Linked DNA regions of Homo sapiens: region 2 is linked to region 1. The links are chromatin loops, found by intact Hi-C in ENCODE. Cell type or tissue: GM12878. All regions are shown on one strand. Each heading gives the region's core, and the rest is flanking DNA. Links, peaks and the distances in the headings are about the cores only.

Region 1 (10,417 bases), core at 1,957-6,956:
AGGATCTTCTTTAAGGCACAGCCTTAAATTACCTTTGCAAAGGTTGTATGTTTATTTACAAAGAGCTGGCTCTGAATGTGCCTTCCAAGGCGAGAGGGGTGGCTTCTGGTAATAAACATCTTCCGCTCTCTTAACCACAGAGGCCAACTGCAGAAGGTGATGTTTAGTACTTCAGACATAGTATAGTTTATGGCTTCATTAACCATCTGACCCGTATTGTGTGCAGATTTCATGAAAGTGTGATGCAGGTTTATTCCCTGAGGTATGCTGCTTGGTGGTATTTTATTCTCACAGGGAAGTTGTAGTAATTATCCCTCAAGGTAAGAGTTTTCGTTTTTATACAACAAATTAGAAATTCAGTCATATATACATAAGGTATTTACCTAACACACACCTATTCCCTAATTATATACATAGTGATGGGAATCTCAGCTCCACCCCGGCTCATACCATCATTTAAGTGAAATAAAAAACTGTCATGACAAGCTGACTCGTACGACATAAAGATTTATATTGGGGTCTCAAATATCTAGCGATTTTTAAAAATTGGATATATATTTTTAAATTCAAGATTTCCAGATAAGTAGTATATTAGGCTAAAAATAAAGGAAAACATAGACAGTGATCTGATTCATTTTATATTTAGAAATAGCCAAATGTGGAAACAAATACTCCTGGTGTGTGTGTGTGTATATATATTAGTCAATATATCACTGAAAAAAATTATATGGTAAATTTGTGTGTGGGAAAAAGGGAAAACGTGAAAAGTTGAAAGTTACGGTCTAGGTTTGTGAATTTATGCAGCATAATGATAATCATTGGCTTTTTCACTTGTGTTCAAGACCTTCCATAATTATTTGAGCCTTCTGCGGGGAGCACTGTTTCCCCAACTGCGTTCACACCTGATTACTTTTGTTCTTTCCAAAGTTCTCATATGTGGAAGGTTCTATATACTGGCCAGAACCATCCATCCAGGTTTTTCCCTCCATCTCCTGCCAGTCATTGTCACTCAGTAATATATTAATGTGTACTTCTTCCCATGTGTGTGCTTATACATCTTATTTCCCCAGTTATATTGACAAGCTTTGGGAGAGCTGGAACTGCATCTTTCTTTTATTCCCCTTTTGCATTTCATTATTGCCTACCTCTCCCATAGTAAGTTCTCAGTAAACATTGTTTGATCGACTGATATTAAATGAAATAATGATTACCAAGAACTTAGTGTAGCATTTGGCACTTAGTAAGTGTTCAGTAAATGTTAGCAGTTCAGTCAGTTTGTTAACAAAGAAGAGGGAAAAAGAAATATTTCAGTGTCTTTCTTGCTTAACACAGTTAAACGAGAACTTGATGTAAAGCCTTGTCATATCCAAGTAAGAGGATCACTTAATATTTCTCATGCATTTCCCTTTTCCTTTGTTATTAAACACTGAGCACTTCACCTAGTGGAAACCTTGATGATCCATCCAGTTATCTCTAGTGATCTCTGACAACAAAGCATACATTTTCCAGATGCCTGTCGACAAACGGTCATTTTTCCAATCTCCCGCCACTGAGCGTGGCGCTGGAGAATTTGGATGGGAGCTGCTGTTCCCTGACTCTTCCCAGCAGCCAGAGGCCCAGCATAGGATTCCTTCTGATCCTTTTATGACGCATACTCTCTCTTAGTGTGGTTCTGTTTAACTACACCTTCCTAATCATAGCAATTAAATAAACTAGAACCTTTTAACTTATGTTGGAATATATACAGTTCTTATTTGAGCAATGCCTAAAATAAAATGCCAAGCTGACACATTTTGTTTTTTCCTACAGGAGGGGATGTCTTTCCCCCCTTAACCCTCATATCATGTAGGAGAAATTTGCAATGAGGCATGGCCCTAACACACTGAGGATAATTGTGACCAATGGGAAAATTTCCAGAAACTTTGTAAGAGGCCAAGTCTGTAGAAGATAACGGGGAAGTCGATTGCCTCAGAAATTGGAGTGAGCTAACACAGATAAGTCATGTCTCATTTTTTCATTCTTTTAAAATTTTGATAATTTAAGTGAAACATGCCTACTTTTAAAATTTTTGTTGTGCCTTCCTCCTGCTTGGTCCACAGTCTTTATCTGAAAGATCTTTATTAGGTTAGATGAGAGTTATTAATAAATCCCCTACTGAAATTTTTGCTTCAGATAAATAGAAACTAATTTTAATGGATGGAAAAAATGAGAAACTCCATTTCAGTGAATTATAGGCTTTTAGATGGCATGGCAGAGCTGACCCTAGCAACCCAGCGGCAAATAGACTTTATGGTGGGAAGAAAGTTGTGCCACAAGGCTCCTTAATAGGATAGAAACTTCCCAAGGAGTGAGAGATTTCAGGAAGGAGAAAGCGGAGAACAATTGCTAGGAACTGAAGATGGGAAAGATATCACAGCAGATAAAGAGATTTCCTCTTGACATTACCTAGCAATTGACATTTGGTTGTGCAGGTTGTACACTGAGCAAATTTAGAAGGCATTGTTTAGATGTGAATTGTGTCTCCTAGAGGTCTGTACTACACAGTCTGTTGTATCTCTTCATCTCATTTCACTGATCTTAACATGGTAATCATGGGGATGCTGTGAGGACTATGAAAAGTGATTTTGCCACATGCAGTGCCTACCTGGCAGGCATCAGACATGAGAGTGTGTGCCTGGCAACAGTGAGGAGGCTCAGTAGCTTGGAGTTCGTCAGGTTTATGTGCACCAGGGACCCAAACCCTCTGGTAGTAAAAAAGGGGGAAAAGACAAGGAGAATTGCTGGGGTGACTATCTTTGTTTATGGTGATCATGGCTATTGTAAATAGCAATTCTTCCCCATGTCAGTGGCTTCATACAATATGATTTCTTTGTCAGTCACATAAGTTTGAAGTAGACTTTTCTCCAAGGTGGTGTCCTTCCAGAAGTCTGTCAGAGGCCCTGGTGCTTTCCAGCATGTGGCTCTCACTTCTTCAGCAGGTGCCAGGGCTGCTGCAGGAGAAAGGGCATGGAGGATTGTTCCTGAACAATCTGAACACCTGACCTCAAGTGATACACCCGTCTTAGCCTCCCAAAATGCTGGGATGACAAGCATGAGCCACCACGCCTGGCCCTCTTACTCTTTTTTAAAACCACACTGGGGATATAGAAACGTGTGACATCTTTCAACTGTCTTTACCACATTTGCAAAGTTTTTTCACCTTTTGTTTAGTTCTGTTTACTAACAGATACAAAGTCTGAAATTCTGTTGACCATGTCTGCCTAGGACTGACATCACGTTTCTTAAGTTCTATTAGTCTAATCACTGTCATATGGCCACAGCCAACTTCAAGGGAAGAAGAGAGAGGCAGACTGGCTGTCTGTCCAGGAGGAAGAGGAAATTAACCTCTTGCGTAATTTTGCCAACACCACCTGGATGTCTTCTTTTATGCTGGTACAACAATATAGCAGCATCATCCTTGATGTGAGCCTTCTGGATTCAGAAGCCAGACTGCATCCATACGGGATGTTTCCTTTCTCTCCAAAGACTAGAATAAAAGTAGTGACAGAGGTGGAAAGATCACACACATAAGGACACACGATTTAAACCTAAGTGGAAAATATACTTAAGAAATTAAATTATAGTATTGTATTTATTTTTGAATGTTTACTGTCTCATATAATTTATAATTTGTCCTACTTATTTAATGGGAAAACATCATCTGTTTCAAAGAGTTTGGACAAATATTGATTTATTAATCTAAAAGGAAGGATTCAATTGTATTGGCTTTCCTGATTCCTGATCCAACTGGAATCTATAGGAAACATCCATTTGATTCTCTCTCTCTCTCTGCTCCTATTCTTTTTTTAATTTTTATTTTATTTTTAGTTTTTGAGACAGACTCTTGTTCTGTTTCCAAGCTGGAGTGCAGTGGCATGATCTCAGCTCACTGCAACCTCTGCCTCCTGGGTTCAAGTGATTCTCATGCCTCAGCCTCCCAAGTAGCTAGGATTACAGGCACACGCCACTGCACCTGGCTAATTTTTGTGTTTTTAGTAGAGACAGGGTTTTGCTGTGTTGGCCAGGCTGGTCTCCAACACCTGACGTCAAGTGATGCATCCACCCTGGCCAAAGTGCTGGGATGACAAGCATGAGCCACCGCACCTGGCCCTCTTAGTCTATTTTGAAACCACACTAGAGATAGAGAAACATGTGACATCTTTCAACTGTCTTCACCACATTTGCAAATTTTTTTCATCTTTTGTTTAGCTTTGTTTACTAACAGCTCTAAAGTCTGAAATTCTTTTCTGTTTCACTGCACTCACCACATTAAGCTTAATACTCTGAAAATACACACAGCTTTATGGAAATGTATCTGACACCTCTGTGTTCTCCCCACACTTCATTTACCTCTTTCTTTTGAAACTCTAGCAAAGAAACCCTTGCTAGGAAGTAGGAACCTGGGATGTTTAGCCAGAGGGTCTTTTAATTTTCTTCCCTTCCTTTTTCTTTCCTTCCCTTCCTTTTCTTCCTTTCTTCCCCCTCTTGTGCATCCCCCTTTTTTTTCTCTCTCTTTTAGGGAAAAAGTAGACAGTGATTTTTTTTCCTTTTTTTTTTTTTTTTTTGGCCTGAGATAGAGTCTTGCTCTTGTCACCCAGGCTGGAGTGCAATGGTGCGATCTCCACTCACTGCAACCTCTGCCTCCTGGGTTCAAGTGATTCTCCTGCCCCAGCCTCCCGAGTAGCTGGGATTATCTGCACCCGCCACCACACCAGGCTAATTTTTTTGTATTTTTAGCAGAGATGGGGTTTTACCACGTTGGTCAGACTGGTCTCAAACTCCTGACCTCAGGTGATCCACCCACTGTGGCCTCCCAAAGTGCTGGGATTACAGGCATGAGCCACTGTGCCCTGCCAACAGTGATCTTTTAACTTGAGCACTGGGGAGCCTGGATTTCTTGTTCATGGGCTCTCACTGATGAATATTATTTGTGCTTTTATTTATGGTTTTCTTAAGCTTAAGACTGTGATTTACATATCAACTGTGTGGCCAACTGCATCTGTGCCACTACTTGCAGTTCTTGCAGTGGGCATTGTGCCTATGGTATTGCTGGGGTTTTCTGCACCATGATATGCCTTTGTCTCTGCTTGTCTTGCACAGCTTCTCTGCCATCGTCAACTTTGAATGTTTTATTTAAATTCCATGTTTTTCCATTATCCTCTGCAGGAGCTTTCTTAAAGAAATACAATCGGATAAAAGTTAAAGAACTTCTTATTACGCTCCCAGTTAAACAGCTTCCGCACACCTTGGAAAGCTTTGCACCTTATAGCACTCAGGTGTGTTATGCTTTTAATTAAATGTGGTGTTTGCTGTCATTTCTGTAAGTCCTCAAGCAGTAGACCCTTGGACCGACACAGAATCCCATTAAAGCCTTGCTTCCATGGGAAAATCAGATTATCCTCACCTCCTTTTGAACTACAATGCCTTCCCCAGGAATATAATTCATGGTAAATATAAGGTCATCTTGTACATTTGGTAATAGCTGCTCCTTCCTCTTCAGTGGTTAAGGTTAAAATGCTGGGCTTGGTTCTTGGGGAGTGACTGCCCACGCCTACTGTTGGAAGTTCCTCCATTAGTCAGGTTTGCCCTGGCCACTCTGAGAAGATAGTGCTGGAAAAACTGCAGTCTTTCTCATCTTACCTCCCCGACGTCTGATCCTAGACTGACCTCTCAGAAAAGTGTTTGACCAACACTGTTCCAGCAGGTTTCCATCTGCATAATAGCCTGGTGATGTCTGGTAAGCACAAGCTGAGCGCACACCTTCTGGGGACTGATGAGATCTAGAATAACCAAGAGAACGTAGACCTGCATTTTCACTGATTCCATTGAACAGGCATGGCCCCAACACTCCGCTTCTGTCTGATACTCATAAGGCACGCTCCATTCTGAAGTTACCTTAGACGGCCAAACCTTTTATAAAGTTGCTGTCTACTTCCTCTGGGGCATATACAGTTAAAGATATTGAACTTCTCTCACTATTGTGTGCTAAGATTCAAGGATCAAAAAAGCAGTAAGACAGTGTATTTGCCCTAAAGAAGCCCATATACCTAAGTGGTACTTATAAAGGGGAGACAGACATAAACACAAGGATTTGTAATACAGTGAGAAAATAAAGTGAGAAAGGGCATGTAAAGTGTAACTCAGAATGTTCTCTAAAAGTCTGAACACAATAGGTGTCTTCTGGATGGACAAAATGAACCCCAGTGTCACCATCCTGTATCTCTGGGGTTAGTCAAAGGAAAATTCAGCTTGTAGGGTGGAGAGAAACTTTCTCTACTGTTAAACTGTATTATGAAAATGTACCCAGTGGTGACAATGACTTAATTGTCTAACTTAGTCATGGCCCCATGGATTATCGTGAGGCTGCGGAGGGGCCACTGGCTGCTCCTGTTCTAACCCCAAGTAGAAATTGGCAGAGCTGATGACCGTCTGGGGGTGCAAACCCAGGATGTACATATCTAGGCCATGGTTTAACCTGGGTAATCTCATTCTACATTCTTTTTAACCTAGATAGTGGTCCTGTAATACTTGTTACAGCCCTGGTTTATACAACTAAAAATAAGAAACTTTTTTTGTACTTTAGGGTCCATTTGACTCAACCATGTAAAATAAATTCTCACCTTATATTCACCCAATCTCCTAGGACTCTTTCTTTAGAGCCTGTCACCTATTGTAGCTGGCACTGTGTCTTACACATTTGGGGGCCTCACTTAATAACTGCCTAATGAATAGATAGATGAATGAATGGGTGAATACATTTATCGGTGCCAAATTTCCATGTTCTCATCTCTGTAAAAACCTATTGCGCGCCTGTTTCTCTTTTTAGTCTGTGGCTCTCTCACAACTTGTTAGCTAGTTATTTTCCATTCAAAGTCATGGGCAAGACATCTAGTCTTTAAAAACAGATTCAGCAAAATTTTTTTCTCCTCTTTGTCGAAATCTCAAAGAAAGAAGGAAGAGGAAGAGAAGAATCTAAATGTGGTGATTAAACTGTGGCTCTGTCCTTCGTTTGCCTTGAATATGCTTGTTTTCTTTCCTTCTCCTTCTGAGTAGACACATAAAGAATCACATTTGAGGGCTTTTTTTTTTTAAATATGGATGAGTAACATCTGTTTTAACCTGAACGATTCAATGTGTTTTTTAAGAATCATGTTTACAGAATTAATTTGGTTATAAATATGAGAACAAATTTAGGGTACAAATTTAACTCAATCTTTCCCTAAGGCAAGCTGATTCATAAAATCTGAAATATTGTTTTGGCCATGAAGTAATGTTTCCTCAAGCTTAATAAGTAAATGGAAGGAGAAAACCTAATAAAGCTCAAATCCCCAGCAGCTAAAAAGTTAACACCTTAGTGATGGAGAGCCAAAATAAGAATGGATGGAGTCGCGCCAGCACACAAGAGGTCCCAAACCTGCTAAACCTCTTTCTTAAAATTGGAACTCTTTTCTTTCAAGTTATTCAACCTTTCACCTAATAGGTCCCTTTTGCTGACCCTTGAACTATGGTTATTTGTATAGCATTGTGGTAATAGAGTTTGGAAATCTGAAAAACATTAAGTTAAATGCAAGGGTGTTGAGAAGGTGAAATTCTTTAAGTGAGCTGAAGAAATTCTAGCTGGAAGATTTAAACATGTTTCCCCATAGGAGTAAGGGATAAGAAAAATATTGTGCGTCTTTAGAAACATTATCAAAGTGTTTTAAGTAAATAAAAAGGAAGAATATTATTGACAACACAAATATGTGAAGAGTGAGGAAAAGTAACGTTCTCTTCAGCAGCTATTTTTAAAATTTTAAAAAAATAAAAACTTAGACCAATCAAAATTTTAATTGATATGAAATATATTGCCAATAACACCAATACTAAAAAAAAAGTTACTGTTTTTTCAAGTGACAATTCCCAATCTGTAACATGACTAAATGAGGAAGGCACAAGATTCCCAGAGAAGTTTTTTTTTCTTTGCGGGACTTAGTTTGATGGTGTTGTTTTATCATTTCTTCAAATGGGTTAAGGAGAAGAAAATGAGGACATGAAATTGTGACTTCTTTGAAATAATACTAAAAGTATGCAAGTGTCAGTTGTTTTGACTACCCCAAAATATCATGATCTAAAGTGAAAAAACTTGAGTCAAAGTGTCTTTTTATTTATAATATCATCATCATCATCATCATCATCATCATCATCATCATCTTCGTCATCATCATCATCTAGATTTTGGCCCTATCTTTCACATTTTTAGCTGTAGGTACCAGTGGTTTTGCTTCTGCCAGAATTTTGGTGCTGACTTTTCTGTATTATTTGTGATTGTTTAGAATTTAATATCTAGTTGACAAGAGAAGAGCTTCTAATTTTTTAGTTGGGAAATGGGGATTGGCAGATAACAAGGGTTAAAATCAACGAGTGTATTATAATCTTGAGTGACAGTAATAAAAGTGAATATTATAACACCTCTTGAAGGATCAGCTTTAGATATGGATTTCTGGAAAAATTTGAGAGATTGAAAAGTGTTTCTAAGCACGACAACCGTAACCACATCTCCCTCTCCGCTATCTTCATACCTACCTACCTTCTCACAGACTTGCTTTGTGCCTGCATTACGCAGTTCATTCATTTATTCATTCAACAAACATTTTTTGAGCATATATTTTATGACTGGTCCTGTGCAAAACCCCAGAAGGAAGATTGAAAGACAAAGACAAACCCCAGGAGGAAGATTGAAAGACAAAGCTCTCACATAATTTTGGATTAAGGCACTGAAGACTTTGGATAAATGCAAAATCTGATAGATAAAACACTGCTCACTCTAAGTAGTTTGGATCTGTATGGTTTTTTAGTAGCAATAACACTGAACCTGAAATGATGACACTTGGGTTTGAAGCCTACATTCTAGAGCTAGGTTGGTCACTGACTATCTGGTTAAGAACCTAGGATGGGCCAGTCCACTTCCCTCTCTCCCACACTCCAACCCAGTGATTGATTCTGGGCTCACCAAGTCTTACCTCTAAAAGGACGATTGGAAACACGAAGTCATTCTGGCTCTCCTTAACGCTGTCTTTCTCATAGTTGCATTCCCAGAATATCAAGTGTGAATCTCCAGTATAGTAAGGAGCGTACTAGGTGAGATATTTGCTAATGTATCATTTTCTCCCATGTTCTTCTCATCTTCCTGCCCCCAGCTTCTAATATAATGCCTGGAACATGGTATATGCCAATAAATATTTGAAGCAATGAGTGAAAGTAACAACTATAATAGAAAGGAACTCTAGAAACTGATAGAAACAATATGAATCCGGCAGTGATTATAATCTCACCTAAAGAATATGCATTATATACTTTGCATATTTTATTATATAACAGAAATATTCCGTGTTGGTGACATTTAATACGAGAGGCAGTTTTCTCCTGCCATATGGCAGTGTAAGCCTATCAGAGTACGTTTTACAGTTTGTTGGGGGACGTGTCAAATCAGAGAAGAACTAATGTATGCCCACCCAGTCACCACTGGCATATTCAGGAACAAATGTCTCCTTTCCAGGTTCCCACTGTACAGTTGATTCATTGACACATTATCAGTTGCCTTCATGACAACAAATAATCTAAAACTTGTTTGATCATTGTGTAAAACTCCCAGATCATTATGTCTACTGACATTAAACATCTAGGTCTCTTCAGGTATTGATTACATTACTGTTTCTACACGCGGAATTAGTTGAACCATTTTTACACATCCCTCCAGTGAGTTTATTTGGTTAAACAAGCAGGTATAAGTCATCTAAGAGATTAATTCATCCAGTGTGCTTTATATAATGTGTACCCAATAAATGTTTCTTGAATGTTTTTATTGAGTTAATGAATTTGGATAAACTCCTAAGTATGAGTGTCTGAATATTACAAATTCCGTGAGAAAGGGAGACTGGGTTGTCAACTGACTACAGAGAAACTCTTCAAAGAACAACCTCCATGCATCAGCATGGGGCAAACGGTTGTATGTTGAAGTGATGCGTGTGTTAATATAGCAACCCATGAATGTAGATATTAACCAAAAATATAGAATTAGAACCTCCTAACACTTTTTAGGTGTATGCATTACTTATGCAGATCTTTGCCTACTCTAAGAAGATACAGTCCTTGTCTTCATGTTTTCATTTATTTTATGAGCTTCTTTTTGGGTTGGATTTTGTAGGGCTGATCAAAGGAGAAATACTGTTTTGAACTCCACACAAACTTCATGAGTTAACACTTTTGAAAGAGAGGCATATCATATGCTCTGATAGTGTTAGTCAATACAAGCTGTAAAGGGAAACTTTTCAATAAATCATAGTGACTGACTGCAACATTTCTTAATGTATTTCTGTGATCCTTCTTAAGAAAAGTATAT
Region 2 (10,417 bases), core at 1,971-6,970, 170 kb before region 1:
ATTCCTTTTTATGGTTGAATAGTATTCCATTCCATGAATATGTCACATGTTAAAAAATTCCTTCATGAGTTGATGAACATCTGAGTTGTTTTCATTATTTTGCTACTGTGAATAGTGCTAACATGAGCATTTTTGTGAATGTTTTTATTTGAACACCAGTTTCCAGTTCCTTGGGGAATATACCCAGGAGTGGAGTTCCTAGGTCATATGGAAATTCTCTACTGGGCTCATTGAGGAGCCATCAAATTGCTTTCCATGGTGGCTGGACCATTTCACGTTCCTGCTAGCAGTTTCCTAGGGTTCCAATTTCTCCACATCCCTTCCAACACTTGCTATTGTCCATTATTTTGGTAGTTATCTAAGTGTGTGTGAAGTATCTCACTGTGGTTTTGATTTGCATTTCCCTAATGGTTAATGGTATTAAGCATCTCTTTATGTGCTCATTGGTCATTTGTACGATCTGTGTTAAAGTTTTCTTTTTGAGAAAGTGTTTTTCAGTTTCAAAAACATAGATTGTAAATTACATTTAGAATGTGCCCATTTTTCTAGCCCAGCTTGGTCCCTTTGAGAAGTTGCCCTTGGTCCTGAAACCAACAGCACAATCCTGCCAGGTGCCAGTGTCCATGCAGTGAGCTCCTGAGCTGCCTGGTTCTACCTGCTAGTGCCTGGCTGTCTCTTGACTTATGTAGCTGAAATTTCTGCATTATCTCTTCTTCCATCTGCCCAATCGACATTATACCTATTATATCACAGGCTTGATTTGTAGTTCTGCTCCTTATATTTATCCTGTCACAGGAGCTAGCAGCATGTGCTCCAGAGTTGGACTGTGATGAAGACCTTGGAGAACCCAGTATCTCAGTTTTCTCAGCTCTAAAGTGGCTATCTCCATAGTACTTGCCTTGTAGATGTGTTGTATTAAATTAGGTAATGCATATACATCATTTGGCCTGGTGTTTTTGAGGTGTACACTCAATAAGAGGTACTTTATAAACATCTTGCCTCTCCCTTTGCATGCTAGTCTCCTTGTACTGACAACCTGGTGATCCCATCTGGGTCCCCTGATAAGACCTGGATAATATGACTCTCTAGTGTTCTTAAGATACTGTTACTAAAACCATCTTTATTTATTTATTTCAACTTTTATTTTAAGTTCAGGGGCACATGTGCAGGTTTGTTATATAGGTGAATTTGTGTCATGGGGGTTTGTCATACAGGTTATTTTGTCACCCCGGCATTAAGTGTAGTACTCATTAGTTATTTTTCCTGATTCTCTTTCTCCTTCCACCCTCCACTCTCTGAGAGGCCCAGTGTCTGTTGTTCCCCTGTTTGTACAGGACCATCTTTAAAGGCATTGGGACTCAATACACAATTTCTAAATATCATGGGAATTAGCAAATTAATTTATAAGTTTTTATACAGCAGTTTAATTCTGGGAATGTAATACCGTTTATTTCTGAACAGGAAATTTAATATCATCTACTTTTTATTGAGTGCCTAACATGTTCCAGCCACTTACTATAGGTGCTTATTATATTATTTCTAATTCTAGTAATAACGCTGAAAGTTGATACTATTGTCTCTGTTCAATAGTTGAGGCATAATTGAAGTCAAATGGGAGTAAGTAACAGACCGCAGGTCTTAAGGCAGATTCACTAAGTAGCAAGGTTAAAATTTAACACTCGGTCCCCATGATCCCCCAGTTTTTTGCTCCTTCTTAATCACCATACAACTGATATTAGAGTGAGTAGCTTTAGGCATTTACTAGAATGTTTGATATTCAATGAAAAAATTCTGAAGGTGCATGGACCAATAAATATTGTGAATATCCATGTGAAGTTTGTCACTCCCCCAAAATTTCATTCCTCTTCCCATCCTTTCCATTCCTCTTCCCTGCTGCTCGTGCTCTCTCTTTTTCTACCAGATGACAGATGACTAAACAAAATAATAAAATGTGAAGCAAGTTCTGTTTTGCCCATGGAGGTGGAAAGTGAGTGTGTATGATCCGTTGGAAGAATTTGGAGAAGATTCTCTAAGAATTAGGAAATCGTTACCTGACTGAATAAAGCATGTAGAATTATGATTATTATGCAGATGTGTATCTTGTTCCTGACAAACTATAATATAAAGCAAGTGTTCTGAAAATATGTTAATGAAAAGAAGAAAGTTACACAGGATGAGAAATTCACTTTCGCAATGCTTAATGTAAAGCTGATTATAATATTGAAGTCAAAATTAATTCAGTCTTAAGTCATTCAGATAATTGAATAAATAAAATTTATATTTAATCTGATGTAATTAGCATGTTTTTATATATCAATTTCAACAGAAGAAAGAAAAGTACCGCCCACTTTATTTTCCTATGGATCTGGGGTGGCAAAATAAATTTTCATCTCGTGTGTCTGCTACAGTCTCCCAAATGATTAGTTATTTATTCCTTGTCTGAATTTGCTGACAAGGTCACCCTCAGACCTTTGCAGGTGGCAGTTGAGAGAACTTCATAGTCACCTGACCTACTTCCAAGCTGTACCGTCTACATGATGCCCAGACACATTCGACTTCCCTCTTGACTTTCTCACTTGTTCTCCTTGCCTATTTATTCTAATTTTCATGTTATCTTGGTGTATTAGAGCTATAACTCATGTTAACTCTTTTTGAGAATATAATAGAGTGAAATAAAAATATAATGTAATAGACACTGTAATAGGTTTTCTGCAGATTACTTGAGCCTGGAGTGTCCCTGGTATGGCAAGGTTTCCAGTGGTAAAGAGCTAGATAAGATTTTAATCCCATCCAACAGGGGTGATTGATTCTAATCACCTCAGTTCTGTAACATTTTATGCAATGGTATAAGTCATGTAACCAAGCAAGTATTGGTGAATGTTTATATGTTCCAGATGTATCTATTTGTAGCCACTCCTATTTAAAATGTCCGGTTGGGTCCCAGATCAGAGAAACAATTATCATTATCTACAAAATGTATGCAATGCCAATATACTTTGAACAATAAGTACTAATAATAATACAGATTTCAAATGTAATATTCTTTGAAGTAAGCAAAATAGACAACTTGACCGTGCCTGTCAGGTTCTGGGGAAGAAAGTGCCCTGTACAACCATCTTGTTTTGCTTCTTTCAAACAATGTCGGAAGTTGAGGTGATAGCAGCATCAGTAGAACCTTTCTTTCATAGCTTAGTGTGAGTTTATTTGATCTTGAGGGGCCCATCTGGATATTCACCAGAGAAGTCTGCCTGTCTGCAAATGAACATAATTTTGTGTGTGGGCTGGTACAGCGTGGGCTACCACGAGCATGGGGACTGCAGCAACCTTTGGCTCGGGTGCATGTGAAGCAGGTGCTGGGCAGTAGGGAGGAGTTAAAACATCGCTTGGAATGTTCCGGCGAGGTATCATCATGTATGGGCTTAATAAGACGCCATGACAGCAGAGGATTCTTACTCTGTGGGAGCTGACTCTAGTCCCCTGTTAGGAGATGGCAGGAGCAGCTATTCACACATACTTGTGAAATAAAACTAAGTTACACTCACACAGAGCCGTAGTGACTATAAAGGCAGTGTACACAGCTAGACGCTTTTAACTGAAAACACAAATTTTAACAGAATGTTGGTAAAGACATGGAAAATGTAGTTTCCCCATTTCTTGTAAACGTGGTTTCAGCTCTCACATCTATCCTATCCTGTATCTGTCTACATAATGCCTGTCACATGTCCACCTTGAAATCCACAGGGTATTGTGGGTGGATCTGAGAACTGCTAGAGAAAATTCTGAGATGGAATCACAATGGCATGATGACTCATTTTTCTTTATGTGTATCTGTCTTCAATTTCTTTTTCTCGTGGCAGAGTTTTAAGGGGTTACTGGTATCAGGTCCTGAATTCATTTGCTAAAGGTAGCTGCGGGATTTCAGAAAAAGCAGTTATTAAAAATAGTTGGACATTACCAGGAGAAACATCACTCAGGTCTCCAGTGGTTGTGGTTCTGCAAAAGTGTGGAGCTGTGTTTGATTTAAAATAACCAAATCTTTTTCTGGAAGTGTGTGCAAAGCTAGAAAGTAAGCTTGTAGAGAAGAAGGCATATTTTTGTATATTTTTGGGCAATGCAGTACCAAGTTATGGTATTGGAGTGGTCATGTTTACTAACTACTGGGAATGAATTTCTCTTCCTAAGCTATACATGACTTGATGTGTTGCTGAATTAGAGGACTGGAGTCCAGGGACCATGGACTTGATTTTCTTTGCATTATATCACTACACCCTCTATTGCTAGCTACAGGGGCGTGTGTGCTGTTGCTGGGCAATAAATACCCATGGCATTAAACATACTGACAAAACTAAGGATGGAAAGAACAGAAAGACATATTCACATCTTTAAAAGTGTATAAGAATTAAACTTCTCTATAATATTTTTCTAGCAACTGCACATTAGAATTAGAAAGACAAGCAACCACTTTAAATTAGAATACACGTTTGTTTTCCCCCGCAGGGAAATGAAGTCAGGGGGTGCTACATACCTTCTCTGTTCTGAAATGGACACATTTATTTCTCAGTAAATAACTTTTTTGGGGGTAAAATTACATTGGCCACTGTAGAATTCAATGCTTTCCTTCTGCGTATTTTTTTTCAAAACATTAATATTTTCTCTGCCAACCTTTGAATTCAAATGGGTGTTCTCATGGCTTTGGAGCTTTTGTTTGCATCATTAGAAATCCTTTTAAAAATGGGTGAATTAATTTGGTGGAATTAGGTTAACAAGTCATATCTGAAGCGCACTGGTTTACATTGTGGTTTGTGGTGAGTTTAAAGGCGGTTTCGTGAGAAAACTCCAAGTGCTGAAAGCAAACCTTTCTCAGCCCATAGTGTCTTGATGTACTAAGCACAGAATTTCCTTTTGTGGTCTAGGGTGACCTGGCATTGGATAATAAATATCTGTCAAAAGATTTCCTGAGGTTGACTGGAAGCATCATTGACACTTGAAGTTGTTGCTTTCACAGCATTATACGGTGAAACCGGAAAACTTTTCTTTTTAGTATATTGAAGTCACGTCTCTTTGTAATTATCTCCTAATAGACAATAATCATTTAATCCCCTATTAACTCGAATACTCACACCTCTTTTTGTTGTGTGGTCCAAGAAGTTATGCATAATAACTTCTGCATGAATCTTGCATTTCTTTGTTTACTCTTTTATTATCGTGTTTGTCCAACATTTGGAGAAGAAAAAACAAAAACAAAACAAACCGATGACTCCCCAGTTATCAAAAAAAGTCTTGTTAGAAGTTTGAGAAAGAAACACTCACACACACACACACACACACACACACACACACACGCCCCACACGGAAAGCCACAGCATGCTCACATTAACTGTGGAAACTGTTTTCCATTAATGTGTAATCAAGAAGCAGGCAGGCCATTTACTTTGAAAAATAAAATAAGAAACCAGTTGCCCTCCCCTCCATGCCCTTCCAGATTAGACTAAGCCCCCACATTCGACAACCTGTTTGTCAAACTTAGCCTCTCAAAGAATAAATTCCCTTTTTTGTCGCAGAACCAGTAACAAATCAGGAGGGGTGGATTTTTTGTAATGAGTTAAAATATTCCAAAAGCTTAAGGCTTCCATTGCAGTTGACCTTTAAGGCATGTTGCAGCAACAAAGTTAATTCACTCTGCACATGTTGCACAGCAACAGGTGGTAGACAACCACGGGGCCTGTGTGCATTCCTCCGTTTGCAAACCCCTGGCCCCTGGTATTCTGGGATTTACACTACCTCCCCCAGGCCCTGACTGACAAGCTAATCGGTGTGCTGGGAAGCGCTGAGCTATTGATTCCACTGTAACAGAACACCACCCTGTCAATGAAACTGCAATGAAATGCTTCAGCAACGAAGAAAGGGAGGCATTCGACTGTTGAGCAACTGGAAGAAATTTGCTTGTAGGTAGTGCGGCAGAAATGAAAAAGCTCTCCGGAGCAGGGCCTTGAAAAGCCAGGTTATTAAAAAAGCCACAAAGCTGGAGTCTGGCTGAGTGGAGAAAAACAGTTATGGTTCAGTTAGGCGTATCTAAAAGAAGAAGGGAGGAGGGGGTGCAGCTTTCAAAATTGCATTAATCCCTCGAGTACTTAATTTCTTTTCTTTTATGGAAGCTTGTAGTATAGCAACAAGTATTCAAGCAGTTAATAATTTTAAACAGTTTAGCTTACCTTAGGCAATATATCTTTAGCCTTAATTAAAATTTTATTTTAGTAGGAAAAATATTAAAATGACATTAAGATCTATCCTCTATGATGGGACATATATGATAATATGAATATCTTATTAGACAAACTATTATTAAACAGTGGCTGGCATTTTCTCTCCTGAGTTTGACTTTAGTTGTCTGAAACGCCGTCACCATTTCTTAATAATGTCTCGATAGCTTCCTTCTGAAATATTTGAAAGTGCCACATTAATTGGAAACAGAAGCCAAATGCACATCCCATTTTTAATACATTGATGGGAGATCCATAAACCACACCTAGGTACTGGAAATTCATTGAGAGGGGTAGTCTTCTCACAGAAACAGTATTTGTGTAACCCCAAGTATTCATCACAAGCCACCAAACAACTTGATCTTGGTCATCCTGGTTAAATATTTTACACGGAAAAAAAATCACTTCTTTTACAGTCACAATGCTAAAGAAGAGATATAGAAGCTAAAACTGCTATATTTGCAACTTGCATAAGCTTTATCTACCTGTTATGTAGTCATGTGTGTGCCTGTGTGTGTGTGTGTGTGTGTGTGTGTGTGTGGGCGGGTGTGTGCATTCCCGAGTTTCTCTGGAAGTGCTTAAAGAGTTAAGCAGTTGGGTCTCATCAGTGTAAGGAATCTTAACGACAAAACAAATCTTCGAAAATTACCTCCAACCTGAAACTACACAGAAAATAACCATCAATTTTCATCTGTATTTCCATCTTTCATCTCTACATCTAGTACTGATCACTGTGGCATTGAAGTGCTCCTTCAAACTAATTAGATTAATTTCAATTTCTATTGTGTGTGAGAAGGACACACTTATCATCTCCCTCCCTGCTGAACCCAATAATTGATTGGATGGTGGCAGATTGGTAAGATCCTCCTCCTGCCAAGATGAAGGAAAGTCTGGATCAGGGGGTTATTGAGGATTCATTTTTTGAAGTCGGAGTTGTTGATTGTACTTGTGACTTTGAGGATGGAGTCTTCCAGTCTGTGGCATCTTTGCTCTGTGAAGAATTGGCTGTGCTGTGCCTTCTAAATATAGTTTGTGAATATGCATGCTTCAGTGGGCCATGAGGCACCTGGGAAACAGGAGCAGGGCAGACGTGTGTCTGTTGGCAAGAGTGGAAGGGGAACCAAGGGGAAGGGGCACTTAACTTGGAGTGAGGAGGTGTGGGTTTCTGTGCCGATTCTGTTCCTAACCAGCTGACGTCTTGAGACATTTACTTATCCTCAAAGGACCCAATTTTTTAAATCTATAAAATGGAGGAGGATTTATTCAATAAATATTCATGGAACCTAGCCACCATACAGCATGAACTGTGATAGGTTTTGAGGATTCAAAAGTGAGCAAAAAAGAGGGAGAGCTATGTCTTGAGCTGAGACGTGATAATTTAATGTCCAGGCAGAGCAAAGGGAACGTGCAAGGGAGGCAGGTGGGGAAGTGCACAGGACTGGAGGACGTACAAGGGAGGAGCAAGGGCAGCTTGCAGTGAGAGAAGGCTGCAGAGGGAGGCATATGGTAAGGGGATGGGGCGTGATCAGATTTGGGTTGGCAAAAGATTTGTCAAGAACTTGGTGGAAGAGACCAAGAGTGGAAATGGGTCAAGCAGGGGGCAGCTATGATAGTAAACCAGTCAAGAGAGGATGGGCATTACCTGCCTGAGAGCCTGGTGGGGAGGATGAGCAGAATGAAGAGATGCTCAGGAGACACTCTTGACAGCATATGGTGATGAGTCAGGTTTAAGATTCTAGAACATGTCCCCCAGTTTCTGGCTGGAATTACCCAGTGGACGGTGAAGTCACTCACAGACTGGGGACACTGGACTGGGACCAGATTTGTCATGCTCACAAATTTGGTTCAGGACACGAGTTTGAGAACAATTTGATTCACCAGAGAGGATGATGAGATGACCCCTAAACTCTCCAACACCTTTAAAATTCTATGATTCGCTCAGATGAATTTGTTGTAGGGAAGTGTATCCTGGTCACATTTGGAAGGTGGCATCAGGTAGTGGAAATATATCAGCTTTTATCACAGATGGGGCCCTAACCTAATTTGGCTGTTTTCTGGCTGAGGGATGTTGGTCTAGTTAATTTATCTCAATGTCAATTTCCTATTACGAATCAGGGCAATGCCCCTCCCTTTCATGGTTAACATGAGCATCAGAGATAAAGTGTACATTTCCTGCATGTCCCCAGACACAAGGAAGAGTTAGAATTTTTTTTAAAGAACTCGTTCCAAAGTTTGTTGTGATGAGATATTCATCCATACTGTCCTGTGTCAAAATAAACAATATATTATTCCAGACGATGGGGGTGGAATAATATATAAAATAAAATCTACTTAATAAGTGATTGTTCGCAGATAACAGTGACTATTTAACAACCCGGCTACCAGTTTGTTCAAGGGTCTTCTGTTCTATGTGTGGGGCTCAATGGAGTCAAGTTACAACACAATATTCTCCAGAGAAAATTCTTGAGTCTCTCTGATGAGGTTTCTTTTTGGCAGTAGTGGATAAGTAAGTTATATTCTCCCATGGGTGCTTAGGAAGGGTAGTTCCTGGAAGATGGCTGTGGTGCCACACACATACATCCCTCTCATACAAGAACACATGTCCTCATACCACCAAGACAGACTGATGGTGCTATAGGAAGAGGCTTCTTTCAGTTCTTGTATGTGTGTGTGATCATTCAAAATCTTGGCATTTAACTACTTTTATTAAAATATTGCCCAGTCTACCTCACAGCAGATCAACATTCACCATTTAGTTACCAAATTAAACTTCTTATGGCCATCCATGACTGTCAGGAGACAAGAGGGCGAGAGGTGTTCTATCATAGAAGTGTGAAGCTAAGGTCAAGATCTCACTTTTAAACTTTCCTTTGGAAAAATGCAAGGGAATTTTGAAAGGATTGAGGATTCTGAGAAACTTATTTCCTTATTTCTCCATGAAGATGGAATGATTATTTCAGTGTTTCTTAAGGCTTTTCAAGTTAACAGCTTCTAATATGTAAAAAGGTCTTGTACCTTGTAAATTCACTTATTCCCTCAAACATTGCAAACTACCTGCATTTCAATCCTAATTTGTTGTTTCATCTAAATACCATATAGGTTTTGCTCATTTAAAAAGAAACTCTATTTAAAAAGCGTCTCTGTTTTCTTCCAGGCACTTAAAAACTTATTACCTATCATCTCCCTCCCCTCTCTCCAAGTTTACTTACTTGTTAGCAAATTGGATCAGTTTCGTCAGCTAAAAGAGCTGTGGTCATGAACATAAAGCTAATCATTGTTATAAATACTTGCTTAACATTGCAAAAATTCTAAGGTTTCCAGAAAAAGTTTTTTTTTTTTTAAATAGGTAGGAATTAATTTGGATGATGCATTTCTACATGTGCTTAGAGTGCTTGAAATCTAATTTTGAGGCATCCACCTTTGGAAATGTTAGCATTTAAAAATACTTTAAAAATGTTGGGAAGATATAAAGTAGTGGCAGTTTGGTGAAATGAAGAACATTAGTATTTGCCTTTCAATTTAGCAGCTGCTTGTTGAGCACTTAAATGATCAATATCTTGGATCTATTAAGATGACCCAATCCTGCCTTCAGAGAGTTTTGCATTTTTTTCTTCTTTAAAGTGCAGTAAGAATGTGCTTATATGAATAATTGGCAGTTGAAAATATGCCAGCTTCATTCAATGTGGAAAAATTAAATTTGGCATTGAATCCAAGCTATTTAATGCATACAAATATGGTTTTCTATATATTTTGAATGATGTTGTCAAGTCTATTAGAGCCAACTCATTATTTTCTGTATTACTGGAAAATAAGGAAAGACTGAATAAATAATTTTGTTAGCCAATCATTTCAACATCTTGCCCTGCTAAGTTTTGAAGGGTCTGACCAATTTCCTGTCTCTACCTTGATCTGCCTGAAGGGTTGTTAATAAAGTTGTGGCCATGATCAGCAATGTGGAAGGCAATAGGGGATAGAGAGAAATAAGTACCTACTAGATAACTATTTCCTGAATAATACTGGGACATGTAGACACTGGCTGAGAAAGAGACGGAATCTGGCTGGCAAGCCAATAGAGCCTTTTGAGGATTTTGCTTTGATGGAGAATGAGGGCGTCTGTCAACATTTGGAATTCTGCACTATTTGGGGAATAACTCCTC

What was found. Hi-C counts contacts between places; a loop is a spot of excess contacts. Peaks named below come from ENCODE experiments on the same cell type or tissue, not always from the same donor. Only the 100,000 strongest peaks of a DNase experiment are listed, where the experiment ranks them.
Region 2: it touches region 1 in a loop (2.6-fold over the local background); 1 of 110 quality-filtered maps calls a loop at or near these places.

What each region holds. Positions count from the first base shown.
Region 1 is chr15:95,858,406-95,868,822 of GRCh38, reverse strand. No RefSeq gene overlaps it. Among named protein-coding and RNA genes, the nearest start is that of LINC00924, 430 kb to the right of the region's middle. RefSeq lists an enhancer at 4,132-4,391. In GM12878, for the core only: no CTCF peak of the experiment used is centred there; a DNase peak (open chromatin) is centred at 4,222.
Region 2 is chr15:96,032,178-96,042,594 of GRCh38, reverse strand. All of the region lies in intron 1 of LOC112268156 (a long non-coding RNA gene), which reads right to left. Among named protein-coding and RNA genes, the nearest start is that of NR2F2-AS1, 290 kb to the left of the region's middle. In GM12878, for the core only: no CTCF peak of the experiment used is centred there; DNase peaks (open chromatin) are centred at 3,764 and 4,874; H3K27ac peaks cover 631 bases.